3 separate regions of the Mus musculus genome follow, and all the other regions are linked to region 3. Evidence: chromatin loops called from intact Hi-C (ENCODE). Cell type or tissue: heart. All regions are shown on one strand.

Region 1 (8,000 bases), 150 kb after region 3:
CAGCCCTCCAAAGGAGCCACCGCTCACGTGGCCCCATTAGTCTCTGCCAGGTGACCCTCCTGTCCCACAAGGAAAAGATTATGATCTGCTCTGCTCCCTGAAAAGGTGTGGCCCTAAGAGGGCCCCTGGATAGTAAGTACCCAATTACTGTCATGTTGAACAACTTTGCTAACGATCCCCATTTGTTGGAGAAACTTAAGAGAGATTGAAAGATTTCCTGAATTCACATAGCAATGAGGGACACAGACCGAATTTTAAGGTATATTCTTAACTATCAGTTTCTGAGGGGACAGCTATATGCCAGCTAAGGGTAAGAAGGGATGGCCTGGAAACTACAGGCCAGGAGGACCTTTAAGGAACTTGATACTCCCTAGTGGCAAGTTTGCTACTCACAGTAGAGCCTCAGGAGGCATACATCTTTCTTTCTTTCGAGACAGAGTTTCTCTGTGTAGCTTGAACTCTGCAGTTCTGGTTGGCCTGGATTAAAGGTATGCACCACCATGTCCAGCAAAGGCACACAGCCTTTTGTGTTTATAACAGTGGGAAGAAAATCTCTCCTGGCTACTCTTACCGTTATAGGGAGAATATGGGGAAGGAGCCTAGCCTGTCTGTGCAGAGTGCACACCACCTAGGAGCCATGCCAGACATCACTGAGCTGCTGAGGCACAGCTAGGAGCTGGAGTTACGCATGGCGGGCTAGGTAGTGTCCCTGGGCAGGTCTCACGGCTGCAGCTGCTGGAGCTCATGTTAGACACAACAAAGCCATCACTGCATTTTCCTGTTTCCAAATAGTCCCAGCCTCCGGCATTCTGTGCAGCACCCACCAGCATAACTGAAAGCCAGGCTCTGGGGAGCAGCTAAGCTCTGGGGAGCAGCCACTCCTGTTGCACATCCTCAGCTTGAACACAGAATGGCCACACAGACAGGGCTCCTGAAACCACGCCATGGCCTCTAGGCTCAAATGTCACATGATTATTGACTCCCAGGGTAGGATATGAGTACTCCACGTGGCCTGCTTGGGATGGAGCCGCCCCCCAGCCGGCTTCCTGACTCAGCACTTGACATTAAGGACTCACTGTCCCCCACACAGGGTCAGGGTTAGGCCAAGCGAGAAAAGGACAATGTCAGGTGTCTGTGGCAGTGCATACTTTTATCTTAGTACTCCAGAGGCAGAGGTAGACAGATCTGTGAGCTCAAGACCAGCTTAGTCTACACAATGAGTTTCAGCTGGTGCTACATAGTGAGACTCTGTCTCAAAAGAAAAAAGAGCCAGGAGTGGTGGTAGTATATACCTTTAATCCCAGCACTTGGGTGGCAGAGGCAGTCGGATTTCTGAGTTTGAGGCCAGCCTGGTCTACAGAGTGAGTGCCAGGACAGCCAAGGCTACACAGAGAAACCCTGTCTCGAAAAACCAAAAAAAAAAAGAAAAAAGAAGGGTCTTTCCCGGGGGAGTGTATCAAGGTAGGGGTCAGATCAGATTTAGGGCCTAGTAGTTAGAAGGCAGACTCACCTGTGCAGGACAGATGGCCTCACAGAGTTTGCAGGCAATGCAACGCTCCTCTCCAGATGGGTAGCGGCGCAGTGCATGCTCCCCACGGAAGCGCGGACTCAGTGGGCCCTTCTCAAAGGGGTAGTTGATGGTGGCAGGCTCTCGAAAGAGGTAACTTAGGGTCATGCCCAGTCCTGGGAGTAGTACAGAGCTGGTAAGAGGATGCTCTCCTCTCCGGCCGTCCACGCCTGACTCTCCCCTCTCCCCTCTTCACTGGTACCCACCTCGGATGAGTTCTGTCCACATCAGAATCCGAGCTGCATTGTCAGTTGCGGACTTCATGTCCACCTCAGACTCCTGTTCCTTCTTATTCACATACTCTGCAGGAGGTCAGGGAGGGAGGTTAATGGAAGCTGGCTTTGGAAGCGCACCCAGGCAAAGCTTTTCAAGTTCAGGGAGTGAGGGACCTAGGTCCTCCTAGTGGGTCCTGATAACCTAGCAGCTCTTTCCTGTCACATGCCTCCCGCCTTTGATGGTACTACAGTGACTGAGTCACAGTCTCTCTTGATCGCTACCTTCATTTTCAGAGTGGAAACTAGAGCTCACAGAGGGTCCCTAGCAAAGCAATTTCCCGGGCCTTGGGTGTGACGACGGTCAGAAAAGCTCAAGTCAGAATATTGGCTACTCACTGTACGTTGCCGCCACTGCGCTGCTATGAAGGCTTTGTCCATTAAGATGTCCTGCAAGGAGAGAGGTGATTTCACACCAGGAAGCTCTGCTCCCCCACCCCCAGGAAAGGCCTCTAGCCCTACCTGTGCGCATGGCCTGGGCCAAGGCCCGTGGCAGCATTGATGAGCTCAGGCGATACATCTGGAACATGGAGAAGGGAAGAGAAGGGTCTAAAACTGCCCTCCTCTGAACCTCTACCTTACGCCCCATTCACTCACAATCCCACTCAAGACCAGCACCCCTAACCCTCAATCTGACCTCACTCTGCTGACTCACAGTTCCTGGGCACCCCAAGTTCCTTCTATTTCTGCAGTTCCTAAGCAACCTATTTAATCCATTTCCCCATGTCCACTCCTCATCCTCCGCTCACACCAAGGCTCCCTGACCACCACCAGTGTATTCAGGAGCCTGGATGGTTCTTCTGGTGGGTCCTCCTAGTGGGTCCTGATAACTCTGAGCCAGGCTTCATGTCAAATGTCATAGACCCTGTCATCCTGTCATGTTAAGTGATTGCTCCCAAATTACCCAATGTCATTGGAACCAGGACAGGAATCCAGGAGATACCTGCAGAAAACCCTTAAAGATTTAAATAATTACCAGGGTCAAGTTCCTCTCCTCAACCCAAGGGGCTCCTGGAACTCTCCCCAACCTGCAGAGTGACCTTGGGCAAATGATGTCCCCTGGCCTCAGTTTCTGGATTACAATGTAGGAAGAGGGGTCCCGAAAATTAGGGATGTATGCAAACAAGGGGATTTTGACCAAGAGTCTGGCAGATCACCAACGCTCTAGCGCCCTCTTGTGACCTTTGACCTGTAGGGGTCGGCCAATTCTTGACCCCAAGCAATCCTGGATCCAACCTACCACTTTCTCTCAGACCTTCCCCTTGACCTCTGACCCTATGAACGCAGAAGGCAGCCGGCGAGGCAGCGCATGCGCCTGAGGGTGCAGGCTTTCCGGTCCGCAGCTCGGGAAGGACGCACAAGCCGCGGGTCCCGAGCCGAAGCGCTAGATCCCAGACTTCATAAGGTCAGCGGTGACACCCCGTTCAACCCTGTCGTTGCGTCACCCAGACCCTGTCTTCGCCGCCTTGCCCTGGCCACCCACCTTGAAGTGCTGCGGCTCCTTCCCTGGCCCAGATGCGGTTCAACCGGAAGGCGGAGCCTAAGCTCAGGATGCTGCCATTGGGCGAGCTTCTCACGCCTTTTTCCATAGTGCCCTTTCCTTCTTTGGTCTGATTGGCCTAGGGTCCTGTAGGAGGCGGGCCCAGGACTATATTTTTCTCTAATTGGCTGATGGGAGCAGATGCTTGAAGTTTTGTAGGGAGCTGCCATGTTGTATCAGAGAGGTTAATGCGCCTGACTTCCGAGATCCTGAAGGCGGGACTTCCTGACCTCGGTTTGGGACGCTGCTACAGTCCGGGGAGGCGGGAGGGGTAGGGCTCATTTGAATACTGCAAAGATGGCGACAGCGTACAAGCGCTTTAACCACTGGTCCTTGTAACGGCCGCGGGTAGCAGGACTTTTGTCAAGTCTGCCCCTAGGACTAGAGAACCATGAGGCAATCTGCATGCCTTGTATGGAGTGATCAGAAATGCTTCCTTCAGGAAGTAGTGTCTAAGCTGGCGGTGTAGAATCTGGAAGGCCAGGAAGGACATGTTGACTTAGTCAAAAACCAGGCCATGTGTAGAGACAGGATGTCAAAAATTTTGAGTTTTAGCAGGTGAGTGGCTGGAAGCGCCATCCCTTGGAGCATGGAGCTCAGACTGGTGGAATGTTTTACGGCTGAGTAAACTTGTGAGGTGAGGGGTGAGTTGTAGCTGGGGAAAGGTCTTGGACTTATCACGGAGGCAGCACCTCCACTCCAAAAAAGACAAGACACCTGTAGCTTGGAGTCAGCCCTCCTAGTTTAATACTTCCACGACGATAGGCTGTTTTGTTAAGGCTGTTTTATTTCCATTGTGCAGATAGAAAACTGAGAGTGAGAAGACCCAGACAGGCCTGGTCACAGAGTATGACCTGTGCCGATTATCACTGCTCCCTTGCAACACTATCCACGAGAGGGTGGGTAGTTCAGAAGTGCTCTGTTTTCTCGAAGATTCTATGGTCACTGCATCCCTTCCTGCCTTCCTACCCTCAGCCTATCTTATTCAAAGGTCCAAAAAGGGGAGCCCCAGGAGGCAGAGGGCTCCACCAAGAAGGGCTGAGCAGACTGCTCTGTGGCCTTGGCCCTGGCAGGCCACTTCTCTGAAGCTGTGCCCCAGGCAGGCTCCTGTACCCCAAAACCCCTGCTTACAGCAGGGTGCAGCTGCAGCACCTCTCCTCCATGGCCACCAACAACACCCTGAGGTTGCGACTGGAGTAGGGTGGGTAGCGCAAGTCATTGATTTTCTCCATTCCCGGGCTGCGCAGCAGACAGGCACGCTGGTTGGAGAAGGTGTCAAAGGAGAACTTGCCGTGGTACCTGCCCATCCCGCTGGTTCCTGTGGGCAGCACAGAACATGGGTCTTTAGGTCTTTAAGGGCCAACTGAGGGGACATCACATAGACTTGGCTTTGACAGGTAGGCTATCTTAGCCTGTTTCTCTGTGTGTTCAGTGGACTAATCACAAGGCGTTATGGATGAGTACTGAACTTGCCCCAGCCACTTTACCAGGTGCCCTTAGGGACAGGCAAACTGAGGTCATGGGTATGAATTCTGGAGCTAGGCTTCCCAACGTTGAATCCCAGCCCCATACTGAACACTCTAGGCAAGTGACTGCCTCAGGCTCTCTGTGAGAGTGGCATCTTTTTTCTAGGTTTGTGGCAGACATCTTCAAATCTGTGTAGCTCTTACTGTCTAGGAAGGAACAAGGACTCAACCCAGAATGTCCAGGGGACATGGCCTGGGTGGAGTTGGTAGTAATGAAGCTGGCTTGTTAAAGTGAGGGACGCCAGAGGATCATGGAGTCAGCCAGATAGTGTGTAAGTGGGGAAGGTGGGGGGAACATGTAAGGGTTCAAGTTCAGTAGCCATCACAAGAGACTAAGGGGGAACAAGAGCAGGACTTCTAGGCCAGACCAGGACTAGCCGGACAATGCTGTCATTTGCTCTGATATTGAGTCTGACCGGGTGGAAGGACCAGGGCACTTTCAGTGAGGAAGTCGACCTAAAGGAGAAGTAGCTGTCCCGGTCACATGCCTGTGGGCTTGCTGGAATATAGCTGTGAGGTTTGAAGTTGGGGGCGGGGGGTGGCAGGGGGGTGGAATGGGGCATCTCCACATGCCTGGCCTCCTGGAAACAGAGACACCCAGAGCTGGGTGTGCAGGGACTTGGGAAGGCTAAAGGAGGCATCATTTGGCCCTGCCATGGAGTTGAAGGCCAGAACTATGTGGGGATGGGTGGCCAAAGTCTGGGGGAGAGACAAAGAACTCAGTGGCTGGAGGCAACTGGTGTGTTTTTATAAACCCACCAACGTGATCTCTCTGTAGCTTCTCACCCACATGTTTAGTGCAAGCATATCTGCAAAGTTCCACCACAGACTGTAGGGAGGTGGGAGAGAGGCAGGCTAGTTGGACAGTCAGTGGGGAGGGGCTTATGCTGCACTGGGCACTGAGAAGGGGGCACATCTTCTGCAGTTAATGTGGTCAGGTAGCAGGATGGGGATGCAGGTAGGGGGTCAGCCCAGGAGGGCAGAGCTCTGCTGCTACCTACCCACTCCTCCAAAAGGAAGGCTGGACAGGGTCATGTGCATGAAGCCATCATTCCCACAGAATCCCCCGCTGCTGGTCCGGGCCAACACCTGTTTGATAACCTGGGAGAGAAAAGATGCAAAGCACTCCTGGACGGACCTTGTTTCAGTGAGGGCCAAGGGGGCCCTAATGGGGCAGACTCACAAACTCCACCCTGGGGCATATTCTCTATGGATCCACCTGTATGTGTCCCTGACAGGGTGTTGAGGGGACCTGGCACATCTACTCAGACGGGCAGAGTAGGGACACAGTGAGATGTCAAGTCATGGAGGTTTCCCAGGGAGGGAGAAGGGGAGGGGGATAACTACTGAATTTTAGTATAAATGAGACAGCTATTCCAGAGAGAAGGGGAAGAGAAATAAAGGGAGCTGGGGGGGGGGGGTGAGTTTGGGTCCCTAAGGTCAGGTGGGCATAGCAGCCTGAGCTTAGCCTTGCCTGAATTTCTGGAGGGTTTTCTCCAGTCTGCAGGTTCCTCAAACGCTGAAGGGAAAGGAGATAGGTTTGCCCTACTTACTCTGATGACACCTCTGAGTTGGGCCCTGTCTGGTGAAGTGGATCCTACCAGGTATCAGCATTGCCTCAGCCTGAGGCTTCCCAGAGCAACAGCCACATCAGAGGGAGAGCAGGCTGGAAACCAGCCTGGTCTCAGACCAGTGCTGGGCTTAGGAGACTCTGAGGGGCAGTTGGCCCTCTCTGCCAAAAGTGCTGTGTTGTGTTTTCTAACGGTCCCACAGAGGAATGGCTAAGTTTGAAGGTGAGTCTGAGATGGTCCCAGCAGAGACTTTCATGTAGAATGAGGGAGGAAATGGCCACAGGGCAGAGCCAGGACAGACTGGAGGCTTGCATAGTCAGACAGTGTTGGATATGGTAGCATGTGACTGTAATTACACCAGTGGAGGTGCGAGGGCCAAGAGTTCAAGGTAATCCTTAGCTACATAGTGAGTTGAAGGCCTGAGCTATTTGAAACCCCATTAAAAGGGCTGCTGAGATGGCTCAGTGTGTAAAGACTCTTGCTGCCAAGCTTGACAGTCTGACTCGATCCCCAACATACACATGGTGGAAGGAGAAGGCTGACTCCTCAAGTTGTCCTCTGACAACCACACAATAAATAAATGTAAAAGGAAAAAAATGTTTTTTAAAGTGGGGCTAGTGACGTGTTTCAGCGGCCACTAAGCCTGATGACCTAAGACCCCAGGATCCACAAGGTAGAAGGAGAGAACTGACTCCTGCAAGTTGACTTCCAGCTTCTGCATGTACACACAGATATAGACAAGCATGATTAAAAAACAGACAAACTGCTAAGCCGAGAGCACACACAAGAGGCTGTGCTAACTGACTAAATGAGGTCTAGAACACGTCTGCAGCGACATGGCAGTTGTCCCCTCCATAGAGAGAGCTCCAGCACATGGCCTCTCCCTTCCTTCAAGGCCAGCACGGAGGCTTGCTCGGACACTCCAGACAGGACAAAACAGCTCTCAGCAGAGCCTTCTAGCAGACACGGCCTTGCTCAGGCGCCCTTTAGCTTCCAGTGGCTCTGATGCTCCAGAGGCATTCTCTCTAGAAATCCCATTCCCTGGCGTGGAGTTGTGAGAAGCCAGGACACTGGGGACATTGCAGAGACCTTGGCTGAGGCCATGCAGCACAAGATCCGGAGCACCCGTGGCACAGATGCAGGAGGGCAGTGGTGGCGATGCTGCAATACTCTCCTGGCTCGACTATGGGGAGCTGCTTGTGGGGTGCCGGGAAGTCTACTGCCTTTATGGCGTTTTGTATACTTAAAGTTTTGTATAGATAAAGTCTATTTCATTTTAAGAATGGTGACAGCTGGGTATGTAACTGATTTGGTAGGGTTTTTTTTTTTTTTAATTTTATTACATTCTATTGTCACAGCCCATGAGACGATCTTTTGGGAGAAAAATTTGTGGGAGTCTGTTGTTCTCCCACAGGATTCTTGGAGATTGAGCTCAGGTCACCATGTTTTGTGACATTTTTACTGGCTCAGCTATCACTCATCCCCTTATTTGGTAGACTTGTTTGTTTGTTTGTTTGTTTGTTT
Region 2 (8,000 bases), 210 kb after region 3:
TGGAGGACCTTTGGGATAGCATTGAAAATATAAACGAGGAAAATACCTAATTAAAAAAAAAAGAAAAAAAGAGGGAAAATTATGAAATTATTTATTTCAAACAACTACAAACAAAAAGTCATAAAAATAAAACGAAAATCAGAAATACACAGTAACCGCATGTGCATACAACTCCATTATGTGGCCACTGGTCCCTATGGTCTTTGGGGGGGAATATAAACCTCGGGGTTGGAGGATAGGGCTGGGGAGGATGGGAAAGTAGATTATGGCTGATGTGTACTGGGAGGCTGCCTTGGCCCTGAGGCTGATGAAGCTCTCCCCCAAGGTTGACAGGAGCACAAACTACCAATGAACACTGTCCCATCCTGCAGGGCAGGCCCCTCTGAGGCCACACTGCACAGCCTGCGGGAGGCCTTCAATGCAGGGCGGACTCGGCCTACTGAGTTTCGGACTGCACAGCTGCGGAGCCTGGGTCGCTTCTTGCAGGAAAACAAAGAGCTGCTGCAAGATGCACTGGCTAAGGACGTGGGCAAGGTACTGTATGGGGGATGAGTGGGGCATCTAGATGGGACAGCTGTGCCCTTCCCAAGCTGGGCCAAATCCTTTGTGACATCTGTGCCCTTGAGGAGGAGCAAGTATCCCAGTTTATTTAACCCTTGCTCTATGCACAGACTGCAGCATTAGCTAAACACAGCTAAACACACGGAACACCCCCTGAGGGGCCAGCATAACAGCTTAACAGTTGTTACCAAATTGGGAAACTGAGGCACTCAGCATAAGTTGCTTGCCCAAAGTCTCAGAAGAGGCAGCTGCAGTTCAGGATTAGCCCCATGGGACAACCACACTGTTTTTATAAGCTCAATGTAATTGTCCCAAGCCCTATCCAAACAGTAGGCCCAGCCCAGCCTTGAACCTGACTTCCTTACCCCACAGTCAGGCTTCGAGTCAGACATGAGTGAGATCATCCTGTGCGAGAATGAGGTGGACCTGGCCCTCAAGAACCTGCAGACCTGGATGAAGGACGAGCCTGTGTCCACCAACTTGGTGAGTCCTGTTGGCTGAGGGATGGTGAGTGAAGGCAAAAGTGGGGTGGCAGGGCACGGGGCAGCCTGCCCCAGGCCCATTCCTGCCCTTGAGTCCAAAGTAAGCCAGTCTTCTCATGTGGAGACTCCATCACCCAGGCACTGGTGTGTGTGTGTGTGTGTGTGTGTGTGTGTGTGTGTGTGTGTGTGTGTGTTAGACGGGCTCTTACTCATCTGACACCTGACTATGGTTCTGCATCCTAGCTCACCAAGCTGAGCTCAGCCTTCATCCGGAAAGAGCCCTTTGGCCTGGTGCTTATCATTGCACCCTGGAATTATCCTGTGAACTTGATGATCATACCTTTAGTGGGGGCCATTGCTGCAGGTGAGTGGGGTTCTGAGCCCTCCTAGTCTGATGAGTCTTCCCAAAGAAGGCTTCCAGAGGTCCAAGAAGTGTGCAAGCACCAGCCTCCCCTCACTACTTCCCCACTGGCTCCTGGCAGGAAACTGTGTGGTGCTGAAGCCATCAGAAATTAGCAAGAACACAGAGAAGGTGCTGGCAGAGCTGCTGCCCCAGTATCTGGACCAGGTGAGCATGGCTTTGCCTGTCAAGCAGCTGGCACACCCACACCCCTGTGCTGGCCAGTGGGGAGGTTCTCCTGCCCTGAGTCTGCCTCCTGAGCTGTCTTCCTGCCTTGTAGAGCTGCTTTGCTGTGATGTTGGGAGGACCCGAGGAGACCAGGCAGCTGCTGGAACACAAATTTGACTATATCTTCTTCACAGGTAAGGAGAGCCCTGTCCAGGACCTGGGGTAGGGGGACAGCAGATAATATGGTGCAAAAGCATTGTGGGTAAGGCCATAGGCCGGGGAGGGGATGAATCAGGAGGTGGAGGTGTCCCTGAGGGTGGCTCTCCAGGCCCTCTGAGAATCTTGGAGATTGGCTTCTGGGTGGTCAGGATGGAGGCAGACTCTAGGAGGTAGGTGGAACAGCCCAGAACTTGGGTTGAGAAAGGTCTCTGTGGCCAGGGGAGGCCAAAGGTAATGCTAGTTGACCAGGTGCCTCTTGACCATGTTCTCAGGAAGTCCTCGGGTAGGCAAGATCGTCATGACTGCTGCTGCCAAACACCTGACACCCATCACCCTGGAGCTGGGGGGTAAGAACCCCTGCTATGTGGATGACAACTGCGACCCCCAGACAGTGGCCAACCGTGTGGCCTGGTTCCGCTATTTCAATGCCGGCCAGACCTGTGTGGCCCCCGATTATATCCTGTGTAGCCAGGAGATGCAGGAGCGGTTGGTGCCTGCCCTGCAGAATTCCATCACGCGTTTCTATGGAGATAACCCACAGACCTCCCCCAACCTGGGCAGAATCATCAACCAGAAGCATTTCAAGAGGCTCCAGGGATTGCTGGGCTGTGGCCGTGTGGCCATCGGTGGCCAGAGTGATGAGGGAGAGCGCTACATTGGTGAGTCTCCTGTCCCTGTCCCTGTCCCTGGCACACAGCCCACCTGGGCTGAGACCCTTCATACTGAAGAGGGCCGTGTTGGACCCTGGTTGTCAGCCTCAGCATGACTCCTTGCATCCTTAAGTTAACCTATTTTTGTGCTATAACTGCACCTAAGCCTGTGACTCCTCAATTACAACCCTAGGTCCCACAGCTTTAGACTCACTGAGCTGGGACCCCAGGTGTCTGGGCTCAGATTTCCATTTGTTTTCCATTGTCCCAGGAGGTCAGGTCCCTGGACACTCAGACCCTGGAATCCTGAGGTTCAGATCCTGAGTGTGCCCAGTCTGGAACTTCGTTCCCATCCTCACCATGACAACAAGCAAGGCTGTATCTCCCTTTGTCCTCAGCCCCCACAGTGCTGGTAGACGTGCAGGAGACAGAGCCCGTGATGCAGGAGGAGATCTTTGGGCCCATCCTGCCCCTGGTGACTGTGAGAAGCCTGGATGAAGCCATTGAGTTCATCAACCGGCGGGAGAAGCCTCTGGCGCTGTATGCCTTCTCCAACAACAACCAGGTGGGGCCTCTTGGGGCTGGGCCACAGAGTGGGTGAAAAGGGGACAGACTGGTCACATCCACTGCTTAGGGCATTAGACTAATGCTGCAAAATTTAGCAGATAGCCTGGTTCCATTGAATACTGCACAAAGACACATGAAGACAGGCACAGGCAGGGCCACAGGTGCCAGGTGTCCTCTGCTGGCAGTAAGAGGCGTTCTAGGGAGGCCCCTCCCCCTTCTAAGCTGTGCAAAATTCCTCATAAGCCAAGCTCCTATGAGATTGAAGGACAACACCATAGAGGACCTCACAGGCAGTGCTTGCCTCGCTGCAGTGGGGATCCAAGCTCTTTCAGTTATAACCTTCTCATGCTTTTAATAATAGGCCTTGTAAAGTGCGCCCCCTAGTGAGTGCTTAAAATAAGGCACTGCTCAGTGTAAGGAGGAGCTGGGGGAGGCAGTGCAGAAGGGAGGACTCTCTATTCCCCGGTGGACTGTCAGAACTCACCCACCAACCTTTGCTCACTTCCATCTCTTTCAGGTGGTGAATCAGATGTTGGAACGCACCAGCAGCGGTGGCTTTGGAGGCAACGATGGCTTCCTCTACCTGACCCTACCAGCTCTGCCTTTGGGGGGAGTTGGTGAGTTCCTGCCCCCTCTTTCCATCCCAGAAAGTTCTTTGCTACTCCACTTGGATCCAGGCTCTGGGTCTCTTATGGCCTCAGGTTCCCTATGTATAAATCGTTCTTTGATTGCCCTGCGTTTCTCTGAGCTCCCTTGCAAGCTTTGAGCTTCCCAGGCTGGCGAGCGGGGCTGCCCAGGTGCTGCCCTCACACTCTCTCTGTGTGTCCTTGCAGGCAACAGCGGGATGGGCAGGTACCATGGCAAGTTCTCCTTTGACACCTTCTCCCACCATCGTGCCTGCCTGCTGCGCAGCCCTGGGATGGAAAAGCTTAATGACCTCCGTTACCCGCCTTATGGTCCCTGGAACCAACAACTGATAAGCTGGGCCATAGGCTCCCGGAGCTGCACCCTCCTGTGAATGCCACCTTGACTCCTCTCTCCTGCTTCCCTGCCCCAACCTACCTGAGCTTTCAGCGGCTTCCAAGTCCCCAGTGGTTTTTGAAAGGCAGGTGTCTGGCCCAGCCTGTGAATACCCCACTTCTGGAATGTTTTCTGAATGTACCCGCAGCCAGGCAGATGTATACCCCTTTCCATAGCACAGCATCCTCAGCAGCCTCCTGCTCTTCTGCTTAGACAGAGAAGCCCCCTCACCAAGTTTGGGCAGATCTGGTGACTAAGGCAGACTTAATTTGTCAGATCGTAACAGGATCCCAAAAGACAGAGCAGCTGCTCACAACTTCATCCATACCTAGAGGGTGGCTTTGTCCCACCTGAAGTGACATGATCATGACCTCAAATCAGAATTACTGGTGGAATCTCAGTGTGTTCATTTGTTACTTTCCTGTAGCTTCTATTAAATGACCTCACATGGGCAAATTCAGGGAGAAAAGATTTACTGTTGGCTCATGGCACCAGAAGGGGCAGACATGACATTATAATGGTAGTTCATAGAATGGCAAGCCAAGAAACAGCATGAATAAGAAGGAAAGCATGGTTGATTAGTTATGTCTGTTCTGGATCCGGCAGGAGTGTGTAATATGTACTGGCCACATCTCCGCTCCTAGAAAGATATAATGAGAGGTTGAATATGAAATTTGAAACTCGGGGATAAAGAGGTAGCTCAGTGGCTAAAAGCACTGGCTGTTCTTTCAAAGGAATTGTTCCCAGCACCCACATGGCAGCTTACAATCATCTCGAACTCCAGTTCCAAGGCATCCAACACCCTCTTTTGCCTCAGCAGGAATCAAGCACACATGTGATGTGCAGATATACATGTAGGCAAAACACTAATACATGGAAAATAACAAAATCTTTAAAAGTGGAGGCTTTGGACTGGGTGTGGTGGCATATGCCTTGAATCCCAGCAGAGGCAGAGACAAGTGGATCTTTGTGACCTTTGTAAGGTTAGCCTGGTCTACAAAGTGATTCCAGGGATATGTAAAGACCCTATCTCAGCAAACAAAAACTGAAGGTTTTATCTAAACACGGGGAAACCGAGGCCTTGAGTCAAGACAGAATTGTGTTAAGCTCATGGAGGATGGCGGGGGCAGTGCTGAGGGACAGCTTTGTTGAGGGCTGGAGGCTGGGTAGACAGGATGCCTGGGCCCTGAGATTGGCCCCTTGTTTTTCCCTGGTCCCCGCCCTGGAGCCACTTCCAGTTCCCAGCCTTGGCTATTGGGCTCCTCATCCTTAGACTCTCAACAAACCTGAGCTCGTGGCCTGCAGTTGAGAAAATTAAAGAAGTGTGGTGTTAGAAATTTGGGGTGATGGAGTCTCTAGAATGGTACATAGGGGACACAGCAGAGGCACATAGCAGGGGCTTATAGGTGATTGAGAAGAGAACGATAAAGAGAGGAGGTACCTGCTTGTGTGGATGATGGCTGACCGGATGAGATGGTCAGATGATGAGAGTGGTGGACAAGTGCATGGGGACAGGTGAGTGGCAGGTTTGGGAGCCACCCTGGGGCTCCAGTGGGGTCATGTGGGACCAGCTGTAGGTGCTGGGCCCACAGTGGTCATTAGGTACTAGGGAGGCCATAAGAAAGTAGACAATACAGGTGCATCTTCCTTCACTCATCCCAGGGCATTCGGTTAGTAAGAAGAAGCCATAGGACAGCTCTGGAGTGAGAGATGAAGGGACTGACGACAGAGAAGGTGATGGAAAGGCAGAGCGTACAGCAGGACCCCAGCTGTGGAGTGGGAGGTCATGTCTGATTGTAGGCAGGATTCAGGTAGAGGCATATATCTGTGTCAGACCATGGCAAGCAAGTGGCCTCCTGCCCTGTGTGGGCTGTGTTAGTGTTTTGTTTTGTTTTGTTTTGACAACTTGACATAAACCAGAGTCACTTGGAAAGAGGAAACCTCAACAGAAAAAAATATCCCCATCAGATTGGCCTGTAGGCAAGTCTGTGGGTCCTTTTCTTGATGAATAAGTCTCATGGAGAAGGCCCAGCTTGCTGTGGGTGGTTCCATCCCTGGGCAGTTGGTCCAGGGGTGGGTAAGGAAGCAGGCTTCCTTACAAGCTATGGGGAGCAAGCCCATAAGCAGTACTCCTTCATGGCTTCTGCTCCAAGTTCCTGATATCAGGTTCCTGTCCTGACTTTCTTCAGTGATGGATTTGTGTAGCCCTGTCAACCCTTTCATTCCAAGGAGCTCTCGTCATGGATCCTTTATCACCGCCTCATTTAAAAGCAGGATGCTGTCCCCTAAGCTGTTACAGCTTCAGCTCCTGACAGGCAGCACCAAGTTCTGAAAGTCTGACCTAACACAGTGAAGAGGCAAAGGCAGAGCTGTTCCCTGTGTGTGTGGGGTGGGGGTGGGGTGGGGTGGCGTGCCTGCGGACTCAGAGGGTTCTCAATGGCCTCCGGAGGACTACAAAGAGATGTCTCAGGTTTCTCTGCCCCAGCATGGCCTGAAGTCTATTCCTATCCAAGCATTTGTTCTCTAGAAAGCAGACACAAGAGGACAAAAGCCAGCTCTGTCTGCTCGTCTTGTCCCCAGTAGACAGCCAGAGTTGTCCCTGCCTGGTTCCTGAATCGAATTAATAAGGCAGTTGCGGAAGGGCTGAGGGGCAGAGAACAGTCACCGCTCAGCTGCCTCCTCTCTCTCCCTCCCCTCAACTAGCCATGCATCCCTTGAGAAGAGAGAAAGTGTCCCCACGAAGACATCATCAAACCCAGGTCCTGGACCTTGGTCAGTCCACACGTGGCCTGGCCACAAGCCTCCTGGTCAGTCCACATGTGGCTTACTTTCCAGGTCTCCATTTCCAGTTGGGCCCTCACCCTTCTCAGGTGTGGTGCTGGCTAGATTCCTCTCCACACCCCTTTCCCATCTCCCCAGGGCCTTTCTTCCCCACTTCTCCAGGTGGAAGCCATGTGGTCTCTTGGCTGGTCCCTGGCACAGCCTCATGGGTCCTTCTTTTCCTGGCTCAGTCCCCAGGGCTGGCTTCCACACAGCATCCAAAGCTTTTTCAAAGCAAGACAAAGCTGACTGTCACCTACCAGCCCTGGGAGGAAAACACCAGGCAGATGTTGTAAGCCCTACATGACACACATGACACACGCTCATGTCCCCAGTGTCACTTTGGGATTCACTCAGGGAGATAGCAGGTCATTTGTGAAGGACAGACAGAGATGGGAGTCTGGAGAAGAGCTGGTAAGACAGTGGCCAGTGTCATTTCTTGAGGGCTCAGCAGACCAGGCACAGGGAACAAGGCTGTCAGACTTTTACCAAGATATGACAGACAGGCCAGAGGAGCTGAGCAGACAAAAGGAGCCACAGCCTGATCAGGAGAGTGGAGGATCAAGCCTGGGACTTCAAACCCCCTGGGTCCATGATTCTCAGGCATGGATCTCAGGCCACAGACCCTCTTGGATCAAGATTTACAGCTTAAGGGTGTGGTGGCAGTAGATTAGTTCAGATGCATTTCTGGGCCTCAGTTTCCCTAACTAGAGAGATGCTGGGCTCCAGCCCTCGCTCACCTTGGGATGTTCTTGCTCTCCCGTACTCCCCACTGCTGTCTTGAGCTCAGGGCTGCCTCACCCTCACTTCCCATGTAAGGCCCAGGGAACACGCTTCCTCTCTCCAGGTGACACAGCTTGTCAGAAGCCATCTCTTTCCTCAGGGGTCTAACTCACTGTGGCCTCCACAGAGCTGAACCTCCTGGCAGGAAGGAAGGAAGCTGAACCCTCCCACCCCCCATAAACAGCCAAGTTGCAAAGCAGTTCCTATTTGCAAGGCCCTATGGGAGTCATCAGGACCCCAGCAGCTGGAGTGGTGGTGGTTGGGGGGGGGGGGCTTCAGACTGACCATCAAGGCTTCAGGCTGGAGCAGGGCAGGGTCCCTGAAGGAGAC
Region 3 (8,000 bases):
CTTGTCAATGACCTAGTCACTTAGCCACAGGTATTTTGCTACAACCACAGAAGAAGAATGGAGTGTGTGTTTAAAAAGAAGTATCTTCTTGAGAATAAATTAGTACATAACGGAAAATTAGTGTTACAAATACAAAGAATTCATACAGCTTCAGAAGGCCTGGGGTTAATGAGGGAGGTAAAAGATGCTGTGCAGGAAGCCTAAGAGTGAAGACAGAGCACTTGACGTGGTGTCTGACCCTAACAGGAGAATACCCCAAACAAAACCCTCATGTTGTACATTTGTTCCAAGCTCATTGGTATCCAACAGAAACGTCATCAACTGAATAACCTTGAACCCCTGGATCTGGGAGATGGGCTTACCCTTGAAGGAACTCTGGAAAATTCAATAACCCCTCCTTCATCCCTTCCAGGAATCAGAATTGAACATGGCGCTCCAGGGACAGCCCTGAAGGCTTACAGGCAGCAACTTAACAATCCCTTCTTCCTCTGTGCAAAGGAGTAAGGGTTCAAAAAGAGTATCAGCTAATAGACAGGCTAGCAAGTCTGGTACTGTAAAGGTAGCGAGGTAAGGATGCTAGGTCACTGTAGGCATAAGGGAGGACAGAAAGAGTGCTGGAGCTGAGTTACAGAAGTGTCTGAGGGGCAGTCCAGGGGCCTGGTGGTGCCCTTATCCAAGACCAGGAAGCCAGCCAGCCACCCAGAGGTTCTCAGAATGCCCAAATCTATCTCCATTTCCCACCAGTTTCAGATACCTGCTTCAGATTCAAGACAGCAGAGCAGTCTTGAATTTGTTGGAGAAGAGGCTGGAGAGGTCCATCTGAGAGAGTCCAAGCACCCAAGCTGCTTTACAAGTAGAGGTTGAGAAATGACTCACCCAACTTGAGATCCCATGGTCAGCCCCATGTGCAAGAACTCCAAAGAAGTACAGGGTCCCAGGATGCTGATGCTATCCCCCGAGGCAAAAGGGGACTGGTGAAATGAACATTTGGAGAAGGGGTACCATGGAACACGGGACCAGGCTGGGTGACTAAAATGCTACTGGGCATACCAATGCCTGCCTGTTGACCACAGGAACTGACTCTGTGGGCTTAGTCAGTGCCCTGGCAATGGCACTGCTTGCTTAGGGGACCTGCCAGTGTTTGGCTGGGGCTCCCTTTGGTCAGCCTCAGGGTGTTTCTGCTAGGGCAGACTGAGACTCTCCCGCCAACTCAGCCTTTCTTTAGAGTTGTTAAGCCCTCAGAGTCCAGCCAGTTTGGGTGGGGGGCCCAAGCTCTGTGGCTGGTTCTCCTGCCATAGGGCACCCAGAGGCTTCACATTGTAAATGCCGAGCCTCCTGTCATGTGGGGACCCAGCAGGTGCCTGGCCTTCTATTTCCTGATCCCTACTCTGGGCCAGCTGGCAGGAGAATCCTCTAGCTGGCCTCCCACTATAGGAAAGTCTAATTTCCAGTTTCCCCCAGGAGGGCAACTCCCAGCTGTGGCAAGAGCCAACTCAGCCATGACCTCCGTAGATCAAGCCCTATAAAAGCCCCAAGCTTTCAGCATGGCTCAACAAAGGTCCTGAGCCCAGCCCAGTTTCATCAATCATGGTCTACCTAGGTCTCAGAGCTGCCGCTAGAAGAGCAGCAGTTGTTGAGGGATTGGAAGGACAGCACTGGACAGGCTGAAAGGCTGTGCTATGCTCACTTGGGTTCTTCTATGGCAGGCTAGAATCCCAGTCCATTTCCTTGGAAGGGAATGCCTACACTTGGCCTGGCATTCAGCAGGGAATAAATGGAAGCACTTAAGAGCTATACAGAGCTGGGAGCTTGGGTGAGCCTGAAGGGTCATGTGCTGTTGTTTTGAGGTGGAAGACAGGAGAATTTGGGGCCCAGGGTTGCTGAAGTTTGGGTGGACTTGGAACCTGAGCATTCTACCTCTGAAAGTCAGTCTAGGACCATTGGTGCCCACTGGAGGGACACCATCTGGTGTCCCGTGTATGTTCAGCTCTTTGGCATTTGGTATCAAACGTGGCAGAAGCAACTTTAGTGTCTCTGGCACATATTTGGAGCCAAGTCCTATAGAAGTCTTGTGGGGTAGCGGTATTAAGAAACTAGAAAAACACAACAAAACTAAGATCAAAGGAATTGTTAGCTGTGTCTACAAAAAGGGAATACAGCAGGATAGATCCGATGCAACAGGTGACTGGAAAGGGCAGGAAGTCGACCTGAAGTGTCAAGCCCTGTATCTCCTGTGACTGGTCTCCTATGCCCACTGCCCACTCCCAAGATGGTCTGTAGACTGAGGATACAGGTCACACAGCTGAGGTCAGCACAGGAATTCTGGTTTTGAAGAAATATACCTTCCCAGCTATGTGTCCTTAGCAGGTTTCTGTGCCTCTGTTTCCCATCTATGGAAGGGGATAACAAGCGTCGTCAAGTACTCAAGATCAAAGAGGCAAGGGCAATGGGAGCTAAGTTGGTATTTGCTTGACTCTGCTGAGCCATCCTCTAGAAAATGCCTACTATGCTAAGGTATGTGAGTGTTCAGTGTGGTAGTGGTGTTTGCAGGGAACCGAGGCAGGCTGGGGCCCTCCTGCAATGGCCTCAGCTGTTCTCCCTGTCTCATGTGTCGCTGGAGTTGCATTCTTTCTTTCCATTGCCTGGACATTTTCGTACCTTTCCATAACACCCTCCACCTCACTCAGGTGTTTGCTTCAATACGTGACAACCTCAAACACCTCCTTCAGGTCCCAACCACCTGCTTCACTTTAAAGCCTGCGTTTTTCATAGAATAGTGTATAAGAGGCTCTGGCTCCAGCCCTGAGTAGTTGAAAAGTCACCCAACTAGTCCATGCCTCAATTTCCCTGTGTGTAAACTGGAACCCACAATACTCTCGACCTCTGGGGATTACCCTGAGGGACAAATAAAGGGACACACCAGATCGTTGGGAACGACGTCTGGTTAGGGACAAGGATGTGACCCTCGTTATTGTTGTGAGGCACCCCTTATCCAACTGCAAGATCCAAGGGGTGGGGCTTCACCATACCCCAGGCGTGGGTGCAAGCCACTCCGGATCTTCCGCCCCAAGCTCCCGGAGGACCAAACCGCCTTTCTTGCGCCGGTTGAGCCCGAAGAGGGCGAGGAGTGGCTGCGTCGTGGAAAGGTTGTCACTCAGTAGGTGCTCAAGGAGCGGCCGGTGTCAGCACGGGGGACCCAAAGCACGCTCCCTCCCCGCCTCCCGCGTGGTACCGTTCAGGTGGCCCACATGGTCTTGAAGGGTGTTTCTGCTTCCAACGACACCCATCCCCACAACAAAGAAACTCGCCATTCCCGGCCGCCTCCCCTCAGTGCACCCCGGAGGCACAGCGGGCCCGGAGCGCCGTGCGCCTCGCAGTTGCCCCCTGAAATCGCAGCTCGGGAGCTGTCCCTGGTAGGTGCAGGTGCGCACGAGACGGGGGCGGGGGCCAACCCCGCGGGGCAGCAAGCGGCCGGGGTACTAGGTGGCGCCCACCGGGCGCGCGGCGACGCCGCCTCCACCGAGATTTAAAGGGCAGCCGGGCGGAGGGATCTTCGAACGACTCTCGCTGCGATCCCTCCGCCTCGAGGCTCAGCGACGGCAACGACGTGGTTTCTTTGGTGGTGGTGGTGGGGGGGATTTACTCTTGTGCCTCCGCTGTCGGGTGCCGCGGCAGGGAACTTCATTCTCTCTGGTGTCTCTCAGCCTCTTCCCGCAGAATTCCGTCGAAGCCATCGCGGCCACTAGCGCGGAGCAAAGGTGCGCGCACGCTCGGTGTCGGCGTGGTGTCCCTCCGCCGTCAGTCGTGGACTCCTTTTCGTGTCCTTCCACCGAGCCCGGGCGGTGTCCGGGTGGCTCACCGGGGGCGGCGACGCGTCTGCGGCGCGGCAGCGAGGCTCGGGGGCTATGAGGTGAGGACGCCCGGGGACCGGAGGCGGCACCCGGCGCTGCGCGAGAACGCAGGACGCGAAGCCCCGAAGTCGGCGGATGCCTCTCAGATCCCGCGACTGCGCGCGAGGTGGAGGTGAGGCCCGAGGACTGTGAGGCGGGGGTGGCCCGGCGCTGCGAGCCAGGGCTCGGGGACAGGGGCTTGGCGCGGGCCGCGGTGGTGGCCGTGGCGGCAGGGTTGGGGGGGCCCCTCGGCGGACGCGGACTCCTTTATTTCCCCCCCCCTTCCGTCAGCGGAGGCAGCGGGCGGTGCTACGTCCGTGCCGCCATATTGGATTTTACTCTCCAATTTTTTTTTCTGAGGAAATATTTTTTGGTGATTAATTTTTCTGGAGGGACCAAAAAGTGTAGCCGGGCGCTTCGGGAGCTCGGTGGCGGAGCTCTTGGACGGGCCCGGTGCTGGAAGACCGGCAGTGCTGGCGGTGAGCCGCGGAGGACGTACGTGCGTGCGTGCGTGCGTGCAGGAACCGGGCCGCGGGGCGGGGCTGCGGGGCCGGGGCGGCCGGGCGAGCGAGCACGGCCTGCAGTGTTGGCGGCGGCCGGAAGGGAGCGGTAGCGGTCGGCGAGGGCCGGGTCGCGGCCGCACGAGGGGAGCTGCTCGGCCGCTCGGGATTGGGGGACTGTGTTTTTCCTCTTCTCCAATGGGCGGCCGGCAAGCGTCTCGCCCAATCTGCTCGCGCCGGCTCGCCGAACTTTCGGTTGTTTTTGTTTTGGCCCGAGCCTCGTTTCCTGTTGCTCCAGGCTCAGACTGTCGCGCGCGGGGGTGGGGTGGGGGTGGGGGGCAGTCGCTCGGGCCCCACGCAGTGGCACTGGCGTCACTCGATCTGTCATCCGCTCGTTCAGCCAGAGTGCAAGAAGGAGAGGAGGAGACGTGAAGTTCATCTTGAACTTTCTGATGGCGCTCACTCTGAGACAGTCCTCTCAGAGGAGCAGACAAGATGGATTGCCTGACTTGATTTGTTTGTTTGTTTTTTAAACCTGCTTTCTAGACTTAAAACTGTCTGACACAGGCCTGAGGGGTTGGGAGGCTGCCGAGTGGATGGATTCCTTAGAGGAACTCGCTTCTCCTTGTAACTGTTCCCCGTTCTTATTTATTTATTTATTTATTTTGACAGAAACGCCAGCCAGTTTGGGTAATTAGTAGACAAAACATAAGCCCTTTCAGAGGCGATGAAGAAGTTATTGTTTTTCTTTTTGCCTGAAATGATCACAGACAACTTTTTTTAAAGATTTATTTATTTCTTATATGTAAGTACACTGTAGCAGCCTTCAGACACTCCAGAAGAGGGAGTCAGATCTCTATTCTGATGGTTTTGAGCCACCATGTGGTTGCTGGGATTTGAACTCCAGACCTTTGGAAGAGCAGTTGGGTGCTCTTACCCACTGAGCCATCTCACCAGCCCCCACAGACGACTTTTGAGTGAAGTCCATGCCTTAAGAGTGAATTGCCAAAGACACACGTTTGCAATGTAGACGTGGGTTTGACCAAGTCCCTCACTAAGAGCCCCTATGGTCCAGGGTTAAAGTGTGCAAATAAATGTCTAGGTGTCATACATGGGCAAACAGTAGACTCTGAGTCTATAGCCTCTCGACATCGGACACTGTACTCCCTCTTCCAAGCTCACTTATGCTAGTTGCCATACCTGGTGCCTTTTGGCCATCCGGTCTCTGGCTTTCTCCTGTCCCAGCATACATCCATCCTTAGAAAAGCCGCAAGAGAGTATAGCCTGCTGCTGGCATAGGCTTATGAAGAAGCATCCTGGTTGGCCTGCACAGAAGCCAGGATTCCTCTGTTCCCTGAAAGTCTTTGCATGCTTGGTGAGATTGGCTTTGCCATTGCACGTACGTTGGTTTTCTTGTGAGCCTGTTGAATCATAGTTGAATCATAGATTTAGCTGGTCTACCTCGGCACAGGTGCTCAGTAGTCACAGCATGAAAGAGATAATTTGTTAATTTCTATGTCAAGCCTCTTTGAGGCTTTTCAAATTGTATCTACTCAGTGCCACTGAAAGTGTTCTTTAAAATTGTTATAAAAGAGGAAAAGAAAAGAAACAAACCCCTTAACTTTGTATACTTCAAGAGGAGACTAGGCCTCCATCCTTTCTCTGTGATTGAAACCCAACTCTTTAAAAACCATTTCCAAGGACTTTCCTTCCTCTCCCAAGTGCTCTTTTGAATGTATTTTCACCCACTGTGGTGACACTGGGCTCTCTGTACTTGTAGAAGTTACCAGTGGACCATGCCCAGGAAGGCTGGGTTGCAGAAATGTATGCAGATGAGAGGGCTGTGTTCTGGGGTGTTTGTGCAGTCCAGCAGGTGTTTTATAGGTGGGTAGGGCAGTCTTTTTAAGTTTCCCTTTGGTCATCAGTGGATCTTACCTCATATGTAATCTCCTACATAGTTGTCAGCTTACAGGTTTATAATGCCCAGCTATGTGTCTGGTTGTACAGCAGATTTGTGGATAGTGTCTGAGAAGCTCCGTGTCCTCAGGAGTGCTTTTCCAGTGGCTTGCAGAACAGATGCTCTCAGAGAAATCATTATGATTCCATCCATTATTTTGCTTGTCACATGTGAACTTTACCTTCTCTCTATTCACCAAAATCCTTTTTTCTGGTCAAAAGGTCTGGGACTTTGTTAACTCTAGAGCATTTTTTACTTATAAAAACAAGGGACTACATGCCATCCCTCTGTGGGCTCACATTATTGGTTGCCGAGCACAAGTTGAGTGACTGTAGACACAGCACAGGGGACTTGTATCTCAGGTGGAGGTAGTTCTTGGCCTACACACCAGCTTTATATGTCCATGCAACCTTTGCTTTCTCTGTCTTTAATTACTTTGTTTTTGGAGTGGATAGAACATTGTTTTCCTGGCATGAAGACTGACTGACTGATGGACTTCAGTGCAGCAGTTTGCAAAAGCAGCGTCTTTCTTGGATAAGTTGTCAGTTTTTTTTTTTTTTAAAGATTTATTTATTGACTATATGTAAGTACACTGTAGCTGTCCTCAGACACTCCAGAAGAGGGAGTCAGATCTCGTTACGGATGGTTGTGAGCCACCATGTGGTTGCTGGGATTTGAACTCCTGACCTTCGGAAGAGCAGTCGGGTGCTCCTACCCACTGAGCCATCTCACCAGCCCCAAGTTGTCAGTTTTGAAATCTTAAAATATCGGGCTGCAGAGGCAGCTCAGTCAGTGAGTTCAGTTCCTAGTACCCACATCAGGTGGCTCACAAATACCTGTAACTTCAGTCCCAGGGAATCTGACACTTCTGGCCTCTAAGAGCACCTACACTCATGTGCACGTAACCACACACGTACACATAATTTAAAATAGTAAAATCATTTAAAAAAAGGCTCATATCTTGAAGTGTGAATTAAAATCCCTGCTGATTTTTAAATATATTAGAAGTTATGTGTATGAGTTGTTGTGCCCGAATATGTGCATCTGGTGCCCCTAGAGATCAAAGAGGACATCCAGTCCCTTAGAACCTAAGTTACCAATGATTAGGAGCCACTGTGTTGGTTCCGAGAACTGAATTTGGGTCTTTTGCAAGAGTAACAAGTACTTATAACCATTGAGTTATCTCTCTACCTCCCAAACTTTGAAGTTAAATGGCCGAATTCCATAAGCTTACTGTACAGATAAGGGTTCTTATTGAGCAGGTCAGGAGTTTTAACTGGGAGATGGGGGGGGTGTCTTTTAAAATCCATTTTCCATATCTGCATTCTTCCTTCTACTCTAATAGGAAATTGTTAAAGACAGTTTTTTTTAAATAGTAGATCTCACTGTAATCTTCACCCACCCCCGAAGTAATTGGATGCTTCCTAAAGATTAGAAGTATCAGTGAGAGGAAAGGTGTCTGATCAATATCTAAATTATTTTTTGTTCAGTATAATCTGAAATCCACTTTTTCCTAGACACTTTTCAAAGTGAGCATAGTGGCTGGCTTGTACTTACAATCCTAGCCTTCTAGAGATATGAGGCTCTCAAGTTGGAAGTCAGTTTAGAATACATGGTAAGACCCTGTTTCAAAAAGCCAGAACAAAGTCTGGT

What was found. A loop is a pair of places that touch in the nucleus more often than their neighbours do. Peaks named below come from ENCODE experiments on the same cell type or tissue, not always from the same donor. Only the 100,000 strongest peaks of a DNase experiment are listed, where the experiment ranks them.
Region 1: it touches region 3 in a loop (5-fold over the local background); 4 of 42 quality-filtered maps call a loop at or near these places.
Region 2: it touches region 3 in a loop (2.6-fold over the local background); 3 of 42 quality-filtered maps call a loop at or near these places.

What each region holds. Positions count from the first base shown.
Region 1 is chr19:3,909,388-3,917,387 of GRCm38, forward strand. It overlaps Ndufs8 (NADH:ubiquinone oxidoreductase core subunit S8), which reads right to left and starts at 3,387. Exons shown (of 7, transcript NM_001271443.1): 1 at 3,323-3,387; 2 at 2,302-2,359; 3 at 2,179-2,229; 4 at 1,774-1,869; 5 at 1,511-1,683. The coding sequence starts at 2,359. It overlaps Aldh3b1 (aldehyde dehydrogenase 3 family, member B1), which reads right to left. Exons shown (of 10, transcript NM_026316.3): 9 at 5,907-6,006; 10 at 4,104-4,697. The coding sequence ends at 4,507. In heart, a CTCF peak has its summit at 3,024 (motif pointing left); DNase peaks (open chromatin) are centred at 2,592, 3,484, 4,528, 5,354 and 3 weaker places; H3K4me3 peaks cover 2,390 bases; H3K27ac peaks cover 2,409 bases.
Region 2 is chr19:3,977,128-3,985,127 of GRCm38, forward strand. Aldh3b2 (aldehyde dehydrogenase 3 family, member B2) reads left to right here. Exons shown (of 10, transcript NM_001177438.1): 2 at 372-534; 3 at 934-1,044; 4 at 1,287-1,407; 5 at 1,526-1,611; 6 at 1,724-1,805; 7 at 2,103-2,489; 8 at 2,879-3,045; 9 at 3,565-3,664; 10 at 3,881-4,538. The coding sequence ends at 4,065. Gm52386 (a long non-coding RNA gene) reads right to left here. Exons shown (of 3, transcript XR_003952881.1): 2 at 7,628-7,808; 3 at 4,527-4,707. Among named protein-coding and RNA genes, the nearest start is that of Gm52386, 4.6 kb to the right of the region's middle. In heart, a CTCF peak has its summit at 3,432 (motif pointing left); a DNase peak (open chromatin) is centred at 3,424; H3K27ac peaks cover 1,615 bases; H3K27me3 peaks cover 588 bases.
Region 3 is chr19:3,764,318-3,772,317 of GRCm38, forward strand. It overlaps Kmt5b (lysine methyltransferase 5B), which reads left to right and starts at 3,572. Exons shown (of 11, transcript NM_001379678.1): 1 at 3,572-4,023. In heart, CTCF peaks have their summits at 4,508 (motif pointing right) and 5,226 (motif pointing right); DNase peaks (open chromatin) are centred at 3,564, 3,834, 4,124 and 4,604; H3K4me3 peaks cover 3,135 bases; H3K27ac peaks cover 2,541 bases.